Linked DNA regions of Homo sapiens: region 1 is linked to region 2. A link is a contact called in ENCODE Hi-C or POLR2A ChIA-PET data. All regions are on one chromosome and are shown on one strand. Each heading gives the region's core, a stretch centred on a gene start or an enhancer-like site at or near the end of the contact. The rest is flanking DNA. Distances are from core to core; before and after follow the strand shown.

Evidence for each region. A loop is a pair of places that touch in the nucleus more often than their neighbours do. ChIA-PET counts read pairs that join two places held with the same protein, here RNA polymerase II (POLR2A). Pooled maps may share reads with other maps.
Region 1: a map of MCF 10A shows a loop between it and region 2 (5-fold over the local background). The contact joins two enhancer-like sites. A Hi-C loop is called at or near these places in 14 of 168 maps with a recorded cell type or tissue (CD8-positive, alpha-beta T cell, GM23248, MCF 10A and 11 more), 2 of 37 single-sample maps with no recorded cell type and 2 of 50 pooled maps. POLR2A ChIA-PET finds 5 or more read pairs at or near these places in 5 of 52 experiments (CD4-positive, alpha-beta T cell, MCF 10A, PC-3 and 1 more).

Annotation. Positions count from the first base shown.
Region 1 is chr15:29,936,015-29,943,485 of GRCh38, forward strand. It overlaps a transcript of TJP1 not described here. Among named protein-coding and RNA genes, the nearest start is that of TJP1, 120 kb to the left of the region's middle. Within about 2 kb of position 2,122, at least 4 of the 41 ENCODE cell types and tissues checked have a DNase peak (open chromatin) inside an H3K27ac peak, as active enhancers do.
Region 2 is chr15:29,763,853-29,771,629 of GRCh38, forward strand. TJP1 (tight junction protein 1) reads right to left here. Exons shown (of 28, transcript NM_001330239.4): 5 at 2,414-2,690. Among named protein-coding and RNA genes, the nearest start is that of TJP1, 55 kb to the right of the region's middle. Within about 2 kb of position 2,484, at least 3 of the 41 ENCODE cell types and tissues checked have a DNase peak (open chromatin) inside an H3K27ac peak, as active enhancers do.

The DNA of each region.
Region 1 (7,471 bases), core at 872-3,371, 170 kb after region 2:
CACCTTCTCCCTCTTCCTCAACTGGCAATCTCAATGCCCACTCAGGGAATGAAACTACCTCCCAACCCCAAACTGGTCTCTATATGAGTTCCCTCCTCGCTGGGGGTTTCCTCCCTCCTATGCGCTAGAGTCCATCCATCTGTCCCATCCCTACAGCACCAGGGCCCTCCATTCTCCCTTTCCCTCTGGTATCTTCGAAGACTCTCCACAGCCATCTAAAGATACTCAACACTCTCCCACTTAAAAAAAATGGCACATGTTAAAAATTAAAGACTTCTATAGAGAACATTAACACGCCACTAAATACTGAATAGAGTCGTCCAGTCAGTCTTCATCATCTAGCTCCTCTATGTTGCCAGCACCTGTCAGTGCCTGCCTTCCCCGGTCCAGCCTGTTGTAGACATTGTGCTCATTCCTTGTTTCTTGTTTCTTCAGCCCCAGAACCTTCCTAAGCCATCCTGACCAAGCCTTTGGGCTTCCTGTGTCTGCATCTACAGGGCCACCCGCCGGCTCTCCAAACTGAGGCTTTCTTCCCCACATCTGCAGTTCTGATTGCTCAACTCTTGGCTTGGTTTCAGATTAGTACTCCAGGTGCTGCAGTCTGACTAAACTCCCACTTACTGCACTCATGTCCAATCAGTGTCCTGACAAGACACCAGCTCCTTTTCCCTGGGGGTACAAACCTTATCTCAATCCCGCAAATTATTAGGGGTCCCCGTGCTCCCAAATTCATGTCACTACCACTAACTAGTGGAATGAAGTACTGTTATTGCTTACAGACCGCTCTACTGGGTTCATAAGATCCACCTTGGGTTTATCAAGTTCCCTTAGAAAATATATTTAGAACGCTGGCAGCCCAGTGGAGTCCAGCTACACAGCTCGGCGCGTTTACCCTGGGATCCCTTGTTTCTTGTTTCCTTTCATTTCCTTCTCCAACCAATTTCCCATCATACCTATGGGCAAACACCCATGTTATAACAAGCAATTCATTAACTACTTATTTTAAGTTATGGTGAAGTGTTATAACCATAATATTTATAAGTGTTATGAAATTTATAAGTTCTGAAATTTACACAATTCTTTCAGTGGTTAGCAAACCATACTACTATTATAGACTCTATTATATTTCATAACCACATATTATACACAACATGAGAAGATCTCTGTTTAAGAGTCCCACCTATGGTATTTGTAAAACCATTCAATCAGGCAAAAACAAATTAAAAAAGTAATATCAGATAGTAATACACTAGAAAACCAAACCTTGAACAAACATTTGGGGATCCCCAGGCTTACAAATGTATTGGTTTCTATTGGGTAAAGTCTTGGCTTTCTCATTTTATATCATTTAAACAAAGGAACTGAAAATTATATTTTAAAATAAAAACCATAATCTAAAACTAATCTAAGAAAATACTGAGAAAAAATAGCAGTAAATTTATATATTTTATCTTCTGTAATGAAAACTAAGGGGAAAAAGGCATGCTAAAAGCAACTAGTTCTAAAGTAACTTCATGAATGTACCACACAGAATACTTAACAGCTTTAAAAAGCAGTTATGAAATGCCCATTTGAACATCAGATGCCACGGACAGAACAAGTATCCAACCTAAAGCAGACAACACGGACCCACTCAAAGATATGCAGTGACATGCAGAGTCGTACTTCACACAATCCTCATTTGGAGAATGAGTCAAGAAGGGCAGCAGCGCGACCCTCCAGGCTTTTCCAAAATGACCCTCCTGATAACTGAGGAGCTCCAGCTGGGCTGTTCTTTTGCCCTGGTTCAAAATATACCTAGATGTGGAAAAGTACAAAGGCAAGCATTTCCCATCCACTAGAAAAGAAGTTCAATTATCAAATGCTAAATCTAGGTTACACTAAAAAAAATTAGATGAATTAAAATGTGGCCTGCCTCAAAGCAAGAGCATGTCTTACCAATCTTACTGTATCTCACTTAACATACTCAAGAGGAAAAGAAATTGAAGCATTTAAGTAGTCCATCTTCAACATTCTGCTGTGAATACAGGACCTGTAATATGCTTGTTCTACTTGACATATAAAAAGAATCACATTTATGTGGAAGCCTAAGGTTAAAACAGGTTTTTAAAATGTAAACAGCAGTAACATGAATGTATTGAATTACGTAAATCCCAAAACTTTTCATGCCACAATGGTATGGGAAGGTCGGTGACTGACTCACCTAAATAAAATGCAGTAAGTCAAAGTATATAGTTAGAGCAAAAGGAAAAAGATAAAAACATTTTAAAAACTAATTTATGGTTTTAATTCTCTATAATAAATCTTTTAAAAATTAATACACAGTAGAAAATGGAGAAACAAAGTTAATAAATGCTTACAAAGATGGCTTATGTTATATTAAACATGAAAATGATATCAAAGCATAATTATGAAATCGTCAAAAATCACGTTTGTAGTACAAGTTTACAGCTAGTTTTAAACAAAGAATTTTGACCAATTACTTGCAGAAAGTAAACAAGAAAAAAAGCTTGACTTCTTTCTGACAGCACGGAAGTCCTTATAAAACAGAGCACTATGTCATTCGACTACCACCCCCCAGTTATCACAGTTCTTGGTATATAAATCACCTTCGAATAAGCACAGGGTGTCTGAAATTTCCACTCTGCCCTAAGTAACACCATTCAAAATATCAATTGCTTCCAGCAATTCGAACAATGAAAATAACTTTAAATTGGAAAGATTATCCCACTTTCATCTCCACATTAAAGTCCATCCATCATAAATTTAAGTAGAGTTATGGTGGGCAAGACGTAGCAAGAATGAAATAAAGTATTTTAACCACAAGAGACCCAAACAGGACTTGGCAACGCTTCCTAACTGCACACGCTAGAAAGCCCTGCCCCCATGTGGCTGAAAGTCTTGCACAGCTGGCCAGCTTGCCCTGGGGCATAAGGGAGAAGGTTCATCCCCGAAATTGCCATGTTAAATGCCCACTTCTGGCTGTTGGAAGATTTAGGATACCATCTACTAAGCAGAAAGGATACCTTTTTCCCAGGCTCAGTGTCTTGGACAATGTGAACACACAACTAATAACTGCTGGATTATGGAGACAACAGCTTGTGTCTGCATAATGCCTTATGTAAGGTTCCCTCCCACGGATGCAGCAAACACGGAACATTCAAGTTCTGAGATGATGCTGAGGCTCAATTTAAATGGCATCTTTCCTGCTCTCAACTCTACTTTCCTGGTAATGCTTCATGACATACGATCTTTTAGTCATTATTCCTAAATAATAGTGCCCTGTCAGTACTGGGGGCAAAGGACGCATCTTGGCACTTGGAGCTTTTGCTATTCTCTCTCCACCTGGTACACACTCTGCAGTCTGTGACCCTCCATTTCCACCTCCAGCTGCCTGGAGTCTCTCTGCGAATGCTTCAATTCCCTCTGGTTCACAGCCCAAACCAGAGCCTACACCTGATTTACCATTAGCCATTTCCCAAGCCTGTACTCTGCTCCCCAACCCCTAGCACAGGCTCAGTGACTCTGAAGGTGAAAGCTGGCAGCAATGCTGGTGAGTCATAAGAGAAGGCAAGGAAAAATACCACCCAGCTACACACCATGTGCTATGGTCAGAATGTCTGCATCCTCCAAAATTCATTTGTTGAAATCCTAACCACAAAAGTGATGGTATTAGGAGGTGGGGCCTTTGGGAGGTGATTAGGTGCTGGGCTGGAGCCCTCATGAATGGGATTAGTGCCCTTACAAAAAAGGCCTAAGAGAGCTTGTTTGCCCTTTCACCATGTGAGGACTCAATGAGATGATGTCTGTCTACCAGGAAGTGGGCCTCCCCAGACACCAAATCTGCGATGGCCTGATCTTGGTCATCCCAGACTCCAGAACCATGAGAAATAAACTTCTGTTGTTTATAACCCCCCAACCCCCCAGTTTATGATATTATGTTATAGCAGGCAAAAAGCATTAAGACACCATGCACTTGAATAACAAACTCTGGAAATAGAGCCACTGTCAAGCCTATTAGTGACTCTCATTGTGAGACTTCCAGAATAAGCAGGCCGTAAGATATTCTGGGGGAAGACTGGGTGGGGTTTATGACAGCATCCAAGTCAGGTTCGGAGGAATGGGCCTTCCTCTAACCTACAAAGTCATAACTAGAAAGAACTTAACTATAGCATTCACTTCTCCACCTGCCATAGGAAAGAAAAGAGTAAATCATAGGGGAGACAAAGTGATTCCTTTCCTCTTGGTTTATAAAGCCTGCCCAGAGCCAGCACACAGAGCGTGTGCCCATGTCACAGGTGGCCCTCCCCTTCTGCACCAGGTACACAGTCAGGCCTCACGAAACATTAGCTACTACAAAATGTAGGACTTACCCAAAAAAGAACATGTGTAGAGATAGAAAACAACATATTCTGAAATGTCCATTTTTCATTCTAATGCTCAGCAGTCATATAATAACCAGATGAACTAAGCTGCTTTCATTTAGACTTTTGGGAACAGAATGGTATCTGTTTCAAGACAAATACAACCAATTTTCTATCTATACTTGAAATTACGTGTGTGTGCATACAGACAGATTCACTATGTTATTTATATGTTCCTCAGGGATGATTTACTGTTCCATAACAAACGTGGTGATCAAATGATTCTAATCACTGACTGAAAAGTAATGAAATAATCTAAGATCATCTCTGAAAAGCTGAAGCAGATCCATATTAGATAAAAAAGAATGACTTCCATAAATCGACTCATTCAACACACAGGAAAGCATTCTATCTTTATATTTCTGTATTTTTCAACCTCCTCTGGCCTGCTTGCCACCCCACTGCCCATGGCCTATGTCACCAATCACCTCCAAGTGACCCCCACCCTCGCCCCTGCCCCGATGACCACCATAACCACAGCACCCAGAGATGAGTCCACTGCACTGTGCCACTTTCACAGATGGGGGAGGAAGAGAGCTGTAACTGTCAGAAATACATGAAAACTGTCAAAAATACATGCCATCAGCTCTGGAGATTTTGAAGCACTGATGTCTCTCTGTTCTGTGAATGTATTAAAAAAAAATTACATTATCCCTCCTTTCAAGGTTAGCAAAAATAAAAGATGAACTCTACTTCCACCTCTGCAAATGACCTCCTACGACCGCAGGCAGGCCCACGCTGCCTTTGCCTTCCCCACCTGCTTGAGGCCACACACATCTCCGTGGACCACTCCTCCCTTCCAGAAACTCCCCTGTTCGCTTCTTCAGCCTCTACCCAGGAGTTTCCTTTGCTGGCCCCTCGCCTTCTGACTGCCTATGCACTGGTGAGGTTCCCTGGCCCTGCCTTAGTCCTCTCTCTGTTCACAAAACCATCCTAGCAGTAAAATCCTTTTTCCCAAATAAAATGGTCTGTGCTCCTCACCCTCCAGTAGAACAGATAAAAGCAGAGCTACTCTGGCTGAAGGGGGGAAGGAGGCTTGAGGCCACCCTCATGGGGCATCTCTACAGACCTCTAGGGTTGGGAACCACCAGCAGTTTCCTTCAACCAGCTGGTGTGAGCTCCATCTCCGGTCCCCCCTCTGCCCCCTCAACACCTCCCCACTTTTTGCCCAACAAAGTCATATGAGTCCTTCCAGATCCAGTTTCCCAGCCACCTTGTTTGTGATTCTTTATGTACAAAGTAGCTTTGAGCACTTCGTTATCCCCCAAGGCACTCTGCACCGCCTCCACCATTGTACACGTATCACGTGTTTGTTTACATTTTTGCCGGCTCCACTAGATTGTGACCATTTTAAAGGCAGACAAGATGATGACAATGGCGTGCATGCGTGTATGTGTTTGCATGTGATGGGACAGGGGAGTCTCAGATGAACCTAAAGTTAGGCTTAAACTGCTCTGGGTGTGAGGCTGGTGCACTGGTCTGCATGAAGAGGCCGTGAGGAGGGAAGCGACTGGAGAAATGGGGAGGAGAGGTGGCTGCGGTCTCCATGCCCGCCCACCAGAGCTGCGTCTCAGCCCTAGACAGAGAGGGTCAAGCAAAATCCAGGAACTGCTTTCATGAGAGACTTCACAAAATATTTGTTAAACCAGAATACTGAACGCATAATATTCTCTTCTTTGAAATAACATTTTCTCTATTCTTTTCATTAAGACCCAAATTTCTAAAAGGCCTATATTTTCTTCTCAGTTCTGATGAATAAAATTCTGCCTAAAGTCAGAGTCAATAAGCTCCCGAACTAGCAGTTGCTAATGAAAAGAAACTCTGAAGAGATGAGAGATGATGGCACAGGTCAACTGGAATGGAGACAAAATACTGAGCTGCAAAACCGATCCAGAAAGCCCACTAGGTGGAGATGAAGGCCGGTACCACTCACAAGAATGGAGTCTTTGCAGCCTTTGTACTTACAACCATTTTTTAAAACAAGAGTTCTTGCAAGGTTGTCTAGAAGACTCCTTTAGAAATATCTGAACATTCACAGTTTAATCAAGAAAGTATCCATTAAGGGCAAAAATCTCCTACCAATTAGTTGTCAATTGGCAAACTGCATTCAGACTGGCCTCTGGAACTCCCAAAGTTATAAAAATAGCTGGATTCCTTTTTCTGCAAAAGAGCCTCAAGTCTCTCTGACTCCTCTCCGTTTGGAAGATTAATAACGGTGATAATTCTGGAAGACTCCTTTACCACACAGCGGTGCGTACCTCCGCAGAGGGCTGGCAGTGGGCCACAGCACACTCTGATGTCCCGTGCAGTTCACTGACACCCAGGTTAGCAACACAGGCTGTATGCTCAGTGAACTGGGGCTGGCAAGGGCAGGCCCGGGGGGACCTGCAAGGGAGGGGACTTGTTCATAAGCACCTATAAGAACCAACTCCCAAGTCATTTTTCTTTTCTTCCTTTTTTTTAAGTGAATACTCTCTGTATTTTGGTTAATCAACAATCTTTAGCACCCATTATGGACAAAACAATATGCTGCACACATACCAAGGATACAAGAAGGAACAAACTACCCTGGCCTGTGCTCTGATGGAGCGCACTTTCTCCTGGAGACAGATGAAAGAATAAATAAAATAACTGCAAGCTGTGATAAGACACTGGTGAAACCAAGACCACCAGCTCACCAAGTAACACTAGAAGATCGCCACAAGGGATTTTATATGTGTAAGAGAGAGAGCGGGTGGGCATCCTCTTTTGACATAAAAGATGATGGAGAAGGTCTTTTTTAAAACATGCATTCAGTCAAATCCATGAATTTAGCTAATCCTTCTTTCCCTAAGTGTGCAATTAGGGAAAACCTAATGACTACTTTACAAGTTATAGTTTTGGCTTCTTTTGCTATTTATTAAAAACACAGCCAGGCACAGTGGCTCACGCCTGTAATCCCAGCACTTTGGGAGGCCGAGGCGGGTGGATCATGAGGTCAGGAGTTTGAGACTAGCCTGGCCAACATGGTGAAACCTCGTCTCTACTGAAAACACAAAAATTAGCTG
Region 2 (7,777 bases), core at 1,234-3,733:
GGGTGAAGAAAACGGCCTTTTAGGATATCTGGGCAAGGAATGAGGCAGTCATCCATATGGTCATTACATCACAGAAGGATAGGGTATTGGTTAAAAGACTGTTCTTCAAGATTAAACACTTATAAATGACCATTACACAGATGACCCCAAAATATTTCTTGTATATTAGTTTGTTCGTTCATTCTAAATATTTCTTGGGGTATATATGAACTAGGTACCAGGCATTAGGGAGAAAGCAGCAAATGAGATAGTTCCTGCACTCTGGCAATTTGCAGTCAGTGAAAAAAAGGATGTTAGCATGGTAATCCCAAATGCGGTGAGTTCAGAGGGCAGAAACACAAGGGTTCTTCACTTACTAGGGGGAAGGAGAAGGCCGCCCTGAGGAAGATATACTAAAGTTAAAACTTTACCTAAGAAAGACCTAAACCTGAAGGGTATGTTTGTGGGGGAGGGGATGCATGGGGTGAGTGACGGCTGAAAAGTTCAAAACAAATGCATCAAAGTAATGAAGAAAAAAACCTGGTGGACCTAATGAAGTCATAAGTCTAGTGTAGCTGAGACTGAGAACTAATAAAGAAAGGGGCAAAAGAGTAAGACAGAAGTGTCACAGAGGATCTATGAAGAAATCTGCAGAATCAACTTAAAGGGATCCAAGAGACAACCTATGAGACCAAATGAGTCTATGTAAGAGATGACAGTGGCTTGGAAAAGGGTGGAGGCAGTGGAGAAAGAGTGGGATGGATAAGAGTGGTATTCAGGAGTGAGGACATTCATCATGCATGGGAAAAAAAGAGAAGGCAAGGGTAACTACCATGTCATCTGGGAATGGCCTGAGAAACTGGATCAATAGAAACACATTCAACTGAATACTTCATGAGAAATACAAAGAAAAATTTTAAGAGGGAGATGAGTTTCATTTGAGATGTGCTGTGTTTCAGGGACCTACAGGAACATCTAAGTGAATATGCCTAACAGTTGGAACACAAGAGTGTAAAGATTTGGGCTGGAGAAAGAGGTTCTGCCATCATCAGCAGTGACTGGAAGCAGGGGAGCAGATGAGATTGCCTAAATTAATTGTTATTCAACCTGAGGAAAAGAAAAAAAAAGTTACCTTAAGTGGAAAAAAAGATTCTAGGAGAGAAACTGACAGAACGTTATAAAGGGCAGGGTGAGGAGAATGAGCTTGCAAAAGATACAGAAAGGTGGGGGAAAAAAACAGAAAGATACAGTACTACCAAAGAAGACATTATTTTTGAAAATAAGGAGTGGTTAACCATGTGAAATGATACTGAAAAGGCAAGCAAGCTAGAGACTGAAAAACTTCCACTAGATTTAGTGTGAACATTTTTGGGGGCAGAGCGGAAAAGATACCAGACCAGAGAGGATTGAGGGGTAAGTAGTGAAGTAAAAACAGCAAATGTTGACAACTTCACTGAGACTTCACTGAATGGGGGTATGGAATACCACCTAGGAGATATGCCAAGTGGTAAAGCAGATCAAAGTAAGTCTTGATAATATTCCAACTGTAACACCCTTTATATCAAAATGATCAGTCATGCATGCCCACAGAAGGAGCAAGCCACAGTCAGATCCATTTTTTATCAAATTTAATGAGGCATGAGGGAAAGCAGCTGAGTTTCAGTTTCAAAAACTTCAAAGAAGTACTGCATTATGGAGAAATGCTCTATAAGGGGTTCCTTTCCTTAAATTCCTCCATTTAAAAAAAACAGTCTGGAGTGAGGGGGAAGAAGTCCCAGCAGGGCACAGTGGCTTCCCGCCTATAATCCCAGCACTGTGGGAGGCCGAGGCAGGTGAATTGCCTGAGCTTACCAATTTGAGAACAGCTTGGGCAACACGGCAAAAACCCTGTCTCTACCCAAAATAAAAAAATTAGCTGGACATGGTGGCATGTACTTGTACTTCCAGCTACCAGGGAGGCTGAAGTGGGAGGACTGCTTGAGCCTGGGAAGCAGAGGTTGCAGGGAGCTGAGATTGTGCCACTGCACTCCAGCCTGGGTGACAGAGCCAGACCTTGTAACAACAACAAAAACAACAACAACAACAACACTCCCAAGATTTCTCTCCATGATTACACTACTAACAGTTAAGAAAAACACTGAATTTCCATTTGGTGATGGTGTGACATTTCTTGTTAGCATAATTTGTACCTGGCTATTCTCATCACAACAAATCCAAAAGCCAAGCCCTGGACAATTCACTTGAAGTGTTATCTGTTCCAACGGAAAAAATGAACAGTCCCTGAAGCCTGCCATAACAGGATTTGACTTACAGTGATAGAACACAAACACAAAGACAACAAAGCAAAGACATGAAGAGACAGCAACTGTACTTCTCATTAAAATTAGTTTTAAATTTTCATGTGAAAAAAACAGCAAGAGTTGGCAGAGAATACCTTCATTTTTCCGGGATTTCACCAGTGTGACTTTAGTAGGTTTAGCAGGCTGGCTGGAAGCCACTGACCGCCTGTCTGACCGCGGGGACAAGCTCCTCTCTCTACTTGCACTTCTATCCCTCGGCCAAATCTTCTCACTCCTTCTGTTAACCACACCACTCCGGCCACTTCTTGGATCATGTATTTCCTCATCATAACTATCTTCTTCATTATCAGATACTGGTTCAGGATCAGGACGACTTACTGGTATTTGAACTTTCTTCTTCCTTCTAATTGTCTGCAAGTTAAAAAGGTTAAAAAATAAGTTGACTGATTTTCATATATGTACGTTCAGTTCCAAAGAGAAAGGAATATTACACTTCTCATCCCATATTAACTATGAACCAGCAAGAAACAATACACAAACAACTACAACAAATTTCTAAGGAATACATTTCCATAAAGGCTGTGTTTTCTGTTCTCCTGATAAACAGATCTGGTTAAGCACAAATAAGAACGAGTGGGCCTAAAAACCTCTTTATTTACTTCACACAGAAAGATCTTCCTGGTGTAATAATCACAAGCTTACAGGGAAACTAACAACTGTTGGTGGTTTGAATAAAAAGGACAGCACTGTACTCTAATGCCATCAAATATACTCTAGGTGCTACCAAAACCACAGCAAACTTCCATGCCCAACTTGCTTCCTTAAAAATTTTAGAATGCATCAATATCAAAGCCCACAATTGCCCCAGACCTCTAAGAGATAATTTATTCTATAGCCGCACTAACATTCAATAATATGTTGGAGCTAATTAACTCAGCCGTACTTCACCAACACAAACTGCTTTCAGTCTCTGGATCTCTTCAATTTGTACTCCCAGTCTAGGTGCAAATTCTTCCCTCTGGCGTTCTTTTCTCAATGATTCTGGTAACTGGCTCTGTATTGCCTGTCCACTTATTTCCTTCATTCTCTGCAAGCTGACGATCTACATGTATTACACCTGCTGACTGAATGGCCCTGTAATCTGTGGACTACACTTTGCCTTCTCACAATAGTATACACTTGACCTCACTGTAGTTCTACAGGATCTCCTTGTGTATCACTCCTTGTCTTCTATGTCGGACACCTTGAGCTACTGAAACTTTTCACTATCTTATTTCCAATTCCTTCATCTTAGTTCATCAGTTCCATCCTGGTTTCACTCGCATTCCCCCTAAGTTTGCATGAGACATCCTGTTGCCATATTTAAATGACTTTTTCTTGACCCCTCAATCATCTGCCCTGACAAACTCCAGTCCTATTATTACCTTCACTTCCACACTTTGCTGATGAGGCCCTCTGTAAATTCATTTTACAGAAGTCTTGCTCTTGTTCAGCAATCCTTTCATCTACATATTGTTGCCTCTCTGTGGAATTCGCTAATGTAGGTATTCTACAACCATTCTTCAAGATCCCAGCCACTCAGCCTGCTTTAAGATCAGTGCCATTTTACTCCCCCTCCCCTCCTAAATTTTTTCAGTATTTCCCCTCCTAAATTTTTTCAGTGTCTCATTTATTTGGTCCTCTTTCCTTCTGGTCTCAAAGACCAAGGCAATCTTCTCCCTGGATGAACAAAACCCTTGTATTTGAGCTCTCATTCTCATCCCTACCTACCTCTAAGACTTTTTTCTTCATCAATTACCATACTCCAGGTTACCTGAAACTTCAATCTCTTTATTTACCTAAAATCTGTCCTCTACCTACTAAGCTCCCCCAATTAATCTTCTATTTCTCTGTCTTGCTATTCACCTGCATGTTATCATCTTTTCTCTCTTCTCTATGTGCCTAAACTTCTTCAAAGGGCTGCTCTACACTTAATACTACTGCTTCCTATGACTACTACTATTATTATCAGATACTGGTTCAGGATCAGGATGAGGGCCTGAGCAGAGGGCCATTCTGAGGAAACAACGCTGAAGCTCAAGGATGAGAAACAGCAGAGGCCAGCATGTGAAAAGGAGGACAGCCAATGCCCTGTTATGAACTGAAAGAGAAAGGCTGCCCTTCTCCTATTGGAGCAACCCACAGCTGAAGTCCTTATAGGGTAATATTTTCTGTAAAGCATTCCTAATGCTAGCTGCCTGCTTTTACATCTCACTTCTATTTAATTTCCAACATATTATATTGGAAGCAATACCTGGTATTAGTATTTTAATCTTCAGTTCCTCCCTAGTAATAAACAAAAACAAAGTTGAGCAGATGAGCACTCAAGGCTTTCCCTATCATTCCTGTAAGAGTGCGCCACCTCTTTGGGATCCTACTGTACCTGACCTATCAACCTGAGATGACGTGCATTATATGGTTATCAGTATGTATACCTATCCAGCCCACTAAGATTTGAGTTTTTTGAGAAGTTCCTTACCATGCATTTAACTGTACATATAATGCAATGCTTGCATCTAGTAGGTGCTTAACTTATTGAAAGGTAACCAGTCCTATTGTGATTCTCTACTTATGAATCAACAGTTATAAACATGAATAATAATTAGTAGGTGTGACAACTATGCTCGATTTTAACACTATGAAAAATTTGGAATCAAAATATTTAGGAAAAAAAATGCCTACTTCAAAATAGTTTAGCTTAACTAAGTCTCAAAGGTAAAATAAAACAAAATGATGCCATGTAAGTACTAGAAAAAAATACAACAGAGAGGCTTTTGCAATTAAAAGGCTTTTGGAAGCATGACACCAAGGCAGAACCAATAAAATGAAAGTCTGACAGACATGACAAAATAAAAATGAAAACATTTCAATGTTGTAATAAAATGATACAAAACAACAAACACAAACAACTTACAAGCATTCACAAAAGCAAAGAGGATAACAACACATGAGGTATGTATGACAAAAGGCTAATAATCTGACTACAGAAAACACTCTAGTATGACCATCACCACCATATAAATGCAAAGGACATGAACAGGTAAATGAAAAAACAAATGGGTAGTAAATACACCATGAGAGGATCAAATCCACTTGTGATTTAAAATGTTTCATTTGAAACACTTGTTTAGTTTATCAGTTTGGCAAAGATTTAAGACCTGTTGAAAACTGAACTCTCAATAGCCTATTGATTTTCTGAAGGACAAACTGGCAATACATACATCAAAAGTCATTCAGGCCCTTTGACTCTGAAAAGTCACTCCTAGAAAATTATTCTAAACATTAACTAAACAAGTAGGTAGTAATATGATGATTTTTGCAGCTGAATTTTAAAAAAATACTTGCGGACTGGACACTGAAATGCCTGTGAATGAGTGGGTTGGATAAATATATATGCATAGTGAAATGCTGCATGGCCATGTGGATACCTACACAGTCATGCACCATGTAAAACAACGGACAGCACGTACTGCAGGGGCCCCATAATATCACAATGGAGCTGAAAATCTCCTATCACCTAGGGACGCCACAGGGTCATAATGTCGTGGGTGCACTGCAGTACTTATGTTGGTGGTGATGCTGGTGTAAACAAAGCTACTATGCTGCCAGTGGAATAGAAGTGTAGCAGATACAATATGTACAGAATATAATACTTGATAATGACTATGTTACTGGTTTATGTATTTACTATGCTAAACTTTTTATCATTACTGCAGAGTGTACTCCCTCTACTTATTTTTTTTTCTACATGTTAACTGAGAAAACAGCCTCAGGTAGGTCCTTCAGGAGGTGTTCCACAAGAAGGCATTATTGTCACAGGAGATGATGGCTCCATGCGTGTTACTGCCCCTGAAGACCTCCCACTAGGACAAACTGTGGAGGTGGAAGACAGTGACACTGATGACCCTGATCCTGGGTAGCCCTAGGCTAATGTGTGTGCTTGTGTCTTAGTTTTTACTAAAAAAGTTTAAAAAGTGAAAAATAAAAAATTTTAGGCTAGGTGCAGTGCCTCCTACCTGTAATCCCAGAACTTTGGGAGGCGGAGGCAGGCAGATCACTTGAGGCCCGGAGTTCAATACCAGCCTGGCTAACATGGCAAAACCCCATCTCTACTAAAAATACAAAATACGGGCTTGGTAGCGGTCGCCTGTAATCCCAAGGCTGAAGCACGAGAATCACCTGGACCAGGGAGGCGGAGGTTGCGGTGAGCCAAGATCACGCTACTGCACTCTAGCCTGGGTGACAGAGCGAAACCGTGTCTTAAAAAAACACAGCCTGTAATCCAAGCACTTTGGGAGGCCGAGGCGGGGCGGATCACGAGACAGCCTCCATCAGGAGATCGACACCATCCTGGCTAACATGGTGAAACCCTGTCTCCACTAAAAATACAAAAAAATTAGCTCTGGTGGCGGGTGCCTGTAGTCCCAGCTACTCGGGACGCTGAGCTTGCAGTGAGCCAAGATCGCGCCACTGCACTCCAGCCTGGGTGACAGAGTGAGACTCTGTCTCAAAAAAAAAAAAGAAAAAAACCAAAAAGAACCCAAAAAATTTTAAATATTTTTGTACAGCTGTACAACGTGTTTGTTATTACGAGAGTCAAAAAGTTAGAAAGTTTATAGGTTAAAAAAGTTTCAGTAAGCTAAGGTTTATTATTGAAGAAAGAAGACTTAAATAAATTTTATAAATTTATAAAATATTAAATACATTAAAAATATTAAAACGTTAAAAATTTAGTGCAGCCTAAATGTACAGTGTTTACAAAGTCTACAGTAGTGTACAGTAATGTCCTAAGATGTCACATTCACTCACCACTCACTCGCTGACTCACTCAGAGCAACTTCCAGTCCTGCAAGCTCCATTCATAGTAAGTGCACTAAACAGGCATATAATTTTTTTATCCACTATATATTTTTACTGTACTTTTTCCATGTTTAGACATACACATACTTACCATTGTTTTACAGCTGCCTACAGTATCCAGAACAGTAACATAATATATCTATTATGAGAAGTGAATTATCAGGCAATTCTGTCTTTGTGTGAACATCACAGAACGTTATCTTCCCAAACCCAGATGGTATAGCCTACTACACATCTAGGCTACTTGGCATAGCCTATTGCTCCTCGGTTACAAGCCTGTACAGCATGTTAGTGAACTGAATACTGTAAGCGACTGTAACACAATGGTAACTATGTGTGTATCTAAACACGGTAAAGGTAAATACAGTACTATAATCTTATGGAACCACTGTCAGATATGTGGTCTGTTGTTGACCAAAACATTGTCATGTAGCATGTGACTGTAGAGGAGGAAAAGAGGAGGAAACATTAAGCCAAAAAGAGGTAACTATTTGGCCGGGCGTGGTGGCTCATGCTTGTAATCCCAGCACTTTGGGAGGCCGAGGCAGGCAGATCACGAGGTCAGGAGATCGAGACCATCCTGGCTAACACGGTGAAAC